2 separate regions of the Homo sapiens genome follow, and region 2 is linked to region 1. The links are chromatin loops, found by intact Hi-C in ENCODE. Cell type or tissue: endothelial cell of umbilical vein. All regions are shown on one strand.

The links. Peaks named below come from ENCODE experiments on the same cell type or tissue, not always from the same donor. Only the 100,000 strongest peaks of a DNase experiment are listed, where the experiment ranks them.
Region 2: a loop joins it to region 1, with 7 times the contacts of the local background. A loop is called at or near these places in 8 of 110 quality-filtered maps.

The regions. Positions count from the first base shown.
Region 1 is chr6:113,120,307-113,124,306 of GRCh38, reverse strand. LOC105377956 (a long non-coding RNA gene) reads left to right here. Exons shown (of 4, transcript XR_942894.1): 4 at 2,052-2,185. Among named protein-coding and RNA genes, the nearest start is that of LINC02518, 310 kb to the left of the region's middle. In endothelial cell of umbilical vein, a CTCF peak has its summit at 2,173; DNase peaks (open chromatin) are centred at 2,016, 3,336 and 3,666; H3K27ac peaks cover 3,208 bases.
Region 2 is chr6:112,779,078-112,783,077 of GRCh38, reverse strand. All of the region lies in intron 1 of LOC107986634 (a long non-coding RNA gene), which reads left to right. Among named protein-coding and RNA genes, the nearest start is that of RFPL4B, 430 kb to the right of the region's middle. RefSeq lists a silencer at 2,281-2,390. In endothelial cell of umbilical vein, a CTCF peak has its summit at 2,391 (motif pointing left); DNase peaks (open chromatin) are centred at 1,637 and 2,377; H3K27ac peaks cover 245 bases.

The DNA of each region.
Region 1 (4,000 bases):
ATAGCATGGTAGTTGCTCAAGTATCTATACATGTGTGTATTTGTGTGCATTTATTACATGTAGACAGAGCTTCTCTTTTATACTGGGCTGAAACCTCCCAGAAAATCTGTAACTCTTAACAGGAAGAAAAATAGGAAACAAAAGACACAAGTCTAAAACAGCAAACATTCAATTGAATATCAAAATTAAGACATTGGGACCTAACACATTCTTACAAAAGCACATACCTGCTATTGAATACTAATTTCAGACTAATTCAAAACATCTCGTTTCTTACAGGCTTTTTACAATTCTAAGAATACACAAACACACACACACAGATAATTTTATGGGACAATTCCTAAATTTTTCTAAGAATTTAATTTACAATTTCCATGTCTTGTTAATCAATGTAAAAATCAGAGTGGAACTAAAATGATCTTACACTAATTCACAAGTTAAAGTTTTGCTATTAGGAGAACGATTTAGTTAATTCTATCTAGTAAATATATATCAAAGTGTAAGCTACTGAAAATTAATATTATATACTTGCATGGTAAATTTCAATGTTCACTGAGCTTATTTAAAGTTTTTATAATGGAATACACACACACACACACACACACACACACACACACACACATGCTCCTGGATATTTAGAATAACTTCCCAAAAGGCAAATTCATTTCTCAATAAAGGTATCTCAACCCAAATATACTAAACTTAAGTATTAACAGCTTTCTTTGTTATAATACTAATCATCTATGAGTAGTATAGAAACAATATTACATGTATTGTTTTGTAAGATTCTGCACATTGTAAAAATATTGGGGGATATCTACATTCTGTCCTGCTTTTAAATTTGTGGGACTGATTTTATGCCACACAAGATTCAATTTCATAGTCTTAAATGCCTCAGAAGTGTTCTAGAGATTCATTGCCTGAACAAGACACATTGTCAATCCCCACCCAGGCAACAGGTCCATGCTTAGTTATTAAATAGTCCCAGACAAAACAGTAACCATGGTGCTTTCCAGCTAGCTGTAAAATACTTGATTTTCTTGCAAGGAGTCCATTCTGATGTTAAGAATTCTTACAGTCAAGCCATAGCCTTGTACGGTTAGTTATTATCCTTCATGTTGGAACTAAATCTCACTTTTTCTTTTGTACCCTCAGTAAAAACAAACTTTCTGACACTTCTTAAGCTCTCAATATATTAATTGAAATGTATGAGCAAACAGTTATTTATAGTGTTTTGTTTCTGCACCTCTTTTGGTCACTATTTAACTATAAAGATGAATAGCTCAAATTAAGTTTTCCCATTTTATTTTCATTGCATTGAGCTCTGTTGAAATATACTAAATATAATATATATAGCAGCATACTAAGGTTGAGTATTTCATATATAAAATAGAGATGCTCAATTTCTTTCCTGCTTCTAAACCTGTAAACTTCCCTGTCTGTACTATCCTGATCTCCCTCCATTCTTTCTCTCTCCACCTCATATCTAATCTTCCTGCCAATGCACAGTATTTCACCCTCTCAGCTCCTAAGAGAACTTACTCCATCAGTGATCCTTCTTTTTCTCCTGGGATTGCACTTTCTTTCTCATTTATCTAAAGATATTTTTTCAATATCAAGTGTCTCCTGCCTTAAAACAAAAAGATGAGGAGTGTTCCACATTTGCTGTCTTTCTTTACTTCATTGTTAGTCCAACCTCAACTCACTGAAATCTAGACCCTTCCCTCATTTCATTTAAGCTGCTCATACAATCTCATTACTGGCCTCTTTACGGTACCTTTTCCAGTTTTCATCTTATTTGACTTCTCAGTGGCATTGACAGCACAACAAATGACTACATTTTCCTTGCTGGAATTTTGCCCATTAGGTCTCAGAAAAACCATTCAGTCTAGGTTTTCCTCCTAATTTGCTAGGTATTGCTTCTCAGGTTTGGATAGTCATATTTTTCCAAGCATTCCTTAAATACTGTTCCTTCCCTACCCCCAGAGTTCAATCCTGGGTCTTTATTTGCCCTCATCCTGTTAACTCTTTCTGTGAATTTGTCCTTACAGTTGGCTTTCACTGACACTGAAAGGGATGATGACTAAAGCAATTGAAATTTCAAGCCCAGGATTCCTTCCTGAGCCATTGGGGCATGCTGGAGTCCCACAGTACCAGAAGTACCTCTTGGCTGACCCCTCCAGCTTCTAGGAGGTAATTATTAAAGTTCTGACTCCAACTGGCCTGGTCTAACTCTTCACGGTTTGCTATTTTCTTTTTCCTTCTCAATTTTGTGTGACTTAAAAATAAAACTTTTATTTAACTTAATAAATCTATCAATATTATAATTTTAAATTCTATTTTATAAATATCAGAAAATATAAAGATTTCATTGAATTACCATGAGCAAAGATTATAACAATATAATGTAACACTTATTTTATTGTTTTCAAATAATATTTTCATATTTAGTCATTAAATCCACACAACCAACACGTAACTTTATTATTATTGTTTACTGTAGGGAATTTAGGCTTCTAGAGGTTTGGAGTCTTGCCCATGATCACACACTAGTAAGTGACAGAACAAGAAGCTGAAATATTAGAAAAAATTACATATCCTCACATAAATATTTTATGGTCTTTAACTGTCACCAATCACAAAGTCGTGCTCCAGGGTTGAGAGTTGTTTTTCTCAAAGATGCTACAAAGAAGGAAACATTTAGTTTCTTATTCCTTGCTGACTTTTATTTTTTTGATAGAAGAAATAATTTAGTCCTAAAGCATTAGAAAAAATGAAAAATTAAAGAGGGAAATGAAAGACCATGAATCACCTACAAAGTGAGTTTTATATTCTACATAGTCAAGAGTTAATAGCATATGTATGCTTTCTTTTGCATGAGAGTGAACAAATTACAAGCTGGACAAGATGTATCAAAATTCAAAAATAAATCTTAATTTTTTATAAAGGATTTAAAAGCTACTTCTGCAAGATTCAGACAAATTGCTTGTCCTCAGTGCATTTTGCTCAGTTCTCTCATATGGTGATGGCCTTTTGACATTGGCTTTAAGGGCCTTTGCTGATCTTACCACTCGTTCCATATGTTTAAACAAAGCATGTGGTTTTGCCAGCATCCTGCCACAGACAGGGAAACATAATCTCTGAATGAGGCAGGAGCCCAGAGCCCAGAAGATCTTCAGTTATGCTGGGACGAGACTCCCGTCTAGCAATGAGGGGCAGTAACATTCCTCCCTGGCGCCTGCTGAAACAAATTTCAAGAATGGTAACAGTCTTGTTTTAAGGTTTTAAAACTATCAGTCTGGGATCAGCAGCCTTTTCTAAGAAGCTGTGGATGCCAAATTCCAGCTGTCACAACTTGCTTCTGTGAGAACCTCTGCTCAGTTGGTCAGAGACTTGGAAGACGAACCTCGTTAAGACTGTGAGCCACAGCTCTTTTCAGACAGACCAAACCCAAACCACAAATCGCCCTCTTGAAAACCCCAGCCTTTCCTTCTTGGTTTGGAATACAGGGTTAACACAAGGTTATCTGTAGGTTAGATGTGAGCACCCAAACAAAATATTTAGCCAACTATATGACTAGTTTGTGGTTTCAGGTTTTTATTTCAAAATATTTGCAGCCCATTAATCACTATCATGAAAGAGTCTTCATCAAGGAGTTCACACTCAGTTCATTTATTAGGCTACAGAATCAGTATTTATATACTTGTATCACAAAGAGAAAAAAATAATTGACCAAATTGAATCAGAAACATGTCTAGGATTTGAGGCCTTCAAGCAACATTTTTTTCTCTTTACAAGATTTTCAGTTATCCAATCGTGACTGCAGAGTGGGTGACATTGGTTCTCTTAGGGAAGGAAAGGTAAGGTTTCAGCTCCACATGCGCTTTCTCAAGACCAGAACCATGACTAATGAATTGCTCAACAGGAAAAATAGCTGATCTTCAAAGAGTTGAGAATGTGTAGCTGTAGTGAATATTACACATAAATAATGTTTATTGGA
Region 2 (4,000 bases), 340 kb after region 1:
TTTTATCATTCTTTATAAATGGCAAGGAATTGTTATTAGAATAGCTCATCTCAAACTGAGACCACCTTCCTAGGTCTGCAGCATCCCGACAAGAGTACTTTTTATCAATTTTTATTTTGATGAACATCAAAAAATACTTTATTTATGTTGTGGATTATCTGATGGTCCTATTTTAATCAAATATCTCAAAAGAATTTCAGCTTTCGCATTTCTTATAATTGAGCCCAAAGCTGAAGGAACAAACATTTTGCAATATTTTGATTTTATAAATAGGTATTGGGTAATTGAACTATCACACAGCACCTGGTAAACTTGAACAGCAATGACAAAACACATGCTATGGCAGGCCTTGTAGTCATGTTTGAGAGAATTTATCACACTTTATTACAAATAAGTGTAGCAATAAATATGCAACAGAATTTTTCTTTTTTTAAGAAAATCAACATCAGGCATTCATTTAATTCCAATTTCAGCAATGCTATAATATTCAAATAAACAGGAAAGCTTTCCAGAATTATCAAGTGATATTTCATCAAACAGGTACTTAAGAATTTCTCACCATCATTTTTACTTGTTTTATTTAAGTAGGCAGTCTGGTGGACCTGAACTAACAAACAGGGTCTTAAGGTTTTAAACGATATTTTGATAATATAACTAGGCAAGCCAGTATTTTATGCATTGATATTATTAAATTCAAAATACAGAAATAGATTAAATGTAGACCCAGAGCTGAGATGCCATCTTCCACCATAAGCATGACATGGCGAAGAAGCCACTGGAAAGCATTCCAGACACCTGGGATCTAGTCACAGAACTTTCTCTCGCTGTGCTATTTTGAGGACACTATTTAACCTCCGTAAGCCTCAGTTTCAAAACCACTAAAGTGGCCGGACGTAAGATTATTTCGCATGTCTCTTCAAATTCTAACATGCTATGCAAAGAGATGCCCTAGGCATCTGATGTAAATTGATGCATAACATTTTTAGTTCTCCAAAATATGTAAACCCCATGAATAGTGTATTTTTTGTCATATTCCAAGAGTATTATTAATCTTCAAATTGAAGAATATGGTGAGTGATTCCAATGTTATTCTAAGTAAATACCTAAAAAAGCACCAGAAAATTCATTAACCACTATTATTTGAAGATTATGTTCCAGTAATCTTCTGAAAGCATACATAATAGGTATAATCCCAAATATTTTAATATGGTAGGTACTCCATTAACCATTACATTGTTTGATAAAGCTTTAAACAGTAGTCAGTTATTTCAAACAAGAAACATGCATGTAAACTTGATGAAGACAATATATGCATGCCTTGGTGTATTGAAGTGATAGAGATGAGTTACTGTGTCTATGTTGATGAATACTCAAAGTTTCTAGGTCCTCTGGGACATTAATTAATTAGAAAACAAACTCTTACTATTTTTATGAATAGCTTATCACAGGACACGCTTCCAACATACTTCTTCCTTTGTGTATAAAAAAATACATAACTATAGACCAATGGTTCTCACTCAGGAGCAATTTTGTCCTCCAAGGGATATTTGGCAGTGTCTGGAGACATTTCTGGTTGTTACAAACTGGGAGTGGGGTGGGGGAGTGCTACTGGCATCTAGTGGGTAGAGACTAAGGATACTGCTACACATCCTACAATGCACAGCCCCCCATGACAAAGAATTGTCTGTCTCCAAATGTAAACAATGCCAAGATTGAGAAACCCTGACGTAAACTGCAAGTCTCCATTGACTTCTGTGTCAAGTCTATCAAAAAGTCAGATACTTTTTTGTGCTTCCTCCCCTTACAAATCATGAACTTAAGGCTTTGATTCAACTAATAAAATTTTTCTTTGTATTTTTGTTTCACTCTATAAGTCTCAAATATATAAAGAATTAAAAATATTTAAAGTGCTAACATGGGAAAGTATTTCTGTTATTTGGCAGATTTAATAATTTTATTATATTATAAAAATTATAAAAATTAAGCCTAGAAAAGGCTTATTTTTTTTTTAGATTACTCTCAATATCATTCTATGCTTTTGACTACTCAGTTGAAGAAGCCAATGCAATCTTTCTTATTGCACTGTCGTTTTTCAGTGTGTGTAAACTGGGGTTGCCAAGGGTTCTAAAAAAGATTATTTGGAAGTATTAGGGTTAAGGAAGACTTAGTGTTGATGTTTAAAATGTGTTGTACGTGCTTATATTTATGCCTAGGTTTGTTCTACATGATTTCCCTTTTTAATTTTAAATTGGACAAATCACTGTTGGTTAAATTTAACTAATTTTTCATTAGCGTTTCCATTTTCTGAAGGCGTCCCAAATCAGTATCTGGGTAGACCATAATGGAGACCTGTTGGTGGCTCTAGAATTATTCTTGCAGGATTGCAGCGCCACCTACAGGGATCCATATGCATATCATTATTTGACCAACCGCGCTCCTAGCATTCACTGATGTACATACAGCCCAAAAGACAAATGGAAAAGTCTAGAAAATGAAATAAAACAAAATTAATAAAAACCCAAGGGAAGTGTTTACATTGTATCATGTGTCTTTTCAGTACGTACTTAACGGAGGCCTTTTGAAATCAACTAATTTCTTGATTTCCGACTCTGTAGGTAAATATTACTTTTCTGGATTCTTTTAACAAATTACTACATCTTTAAAATGAGAAAACTATACCTTTATTTAAGAGAAACGTTCTGAAAAGAAATGAATAAGTGTTGAATGATACTGAATTTTGAAAAATCAATATGAAATTGTATAGATTTGACTGGTCTGGAATTTTTTAAAAAATAAAACAAATCATTAAACAAATATCAAAACAAAAAGTTAATTGTAAGATGCCTTTGTTTTCCTTTTGCTATTCTCTTTAAAAAAATAGGTTTATTCAACTGCGGACTTTCTTTCTGTTGTTGGCAAAAGTCAGAATTTTCTAGATTTAAAACTCAAACTACCTATTTTGAATAATGATAACAAGTATCAAGTTCATGGTTTTGTCTCCTAAGTTCCTTTTAATTATGCATGCGGACTTTACTAATGGAAAACTGTTACACTGACCTGTCAGCACTGTGAGAACTTTTAGGAGAGTCCAAGGCAGATTTGAACCAATACAGCAGTGAGAATGTGGAAGATAAGTCTCTTGATGGGAGGTGGGGTAGGGAGGAGGGAAGTAGAAGAAGTATAAAAGAAAACATGTAGTAGCTCAGTAAGGAAGAAGTTGACATTCAAAATTCTGTCCCTGATCTCCTGTGGAGGGAACATTTAACTCCTGTTGGCCCAGTTTTTACACCAGCCAGAGAGGTAAACTTTGGTAATTGCATCATTAAAATCTGTCTGCCCACTCTGTATGTGCCATGCAATCGCACTCTTTGATGAAGTGGAAGAGGCATTGCTATAAATCTTTGTCATGAATAGAATGTTCATTGGTTCCTCTGGAAATTTTATGTAACATGGATTAAAACCAGGCTTTGTCTGTTCATATCAGGGAAGGAAAAGCAGGAGGAGTAGAAGGTATTTTTAGAGTAAAGACCAGCCAAGCAAATTAAATCAGACCATTAAGCTTAATGGGGTTTGAGAGACCAAGGGGCAATTATGAGTTCAAAATAATGACCTTCAATCCAACATGAAGAAAATATGTAATAGCAGAACTAACTCCCTCTCCTCTCTCTCTCGAGCTTTTAACCAGAAGGGCAGAAGGAATGGAGGTGGTAGAGGTCAATAATCAACTAAAATGACCATGCTGTTTAGTTATACAGCTTATATATGTATTATTCCAATAATATTAATTTCCTCCATTAGGATTAAAATAGCACATCAAAAGATAGTCATATGAAGCTTTCTAAGAACCCAGATAAAATAATTCTCAAAAAGTTCGCCCTGTAGGGATTTACAACTATTTATAGTCTGAAAGATGCCCACTAGCTGTGAATAAATTGAAAGCTGTTGGGGGTAGTGTCATGAAAATAATTAAAATAACTAAATGACTTTCATAGGATAATAT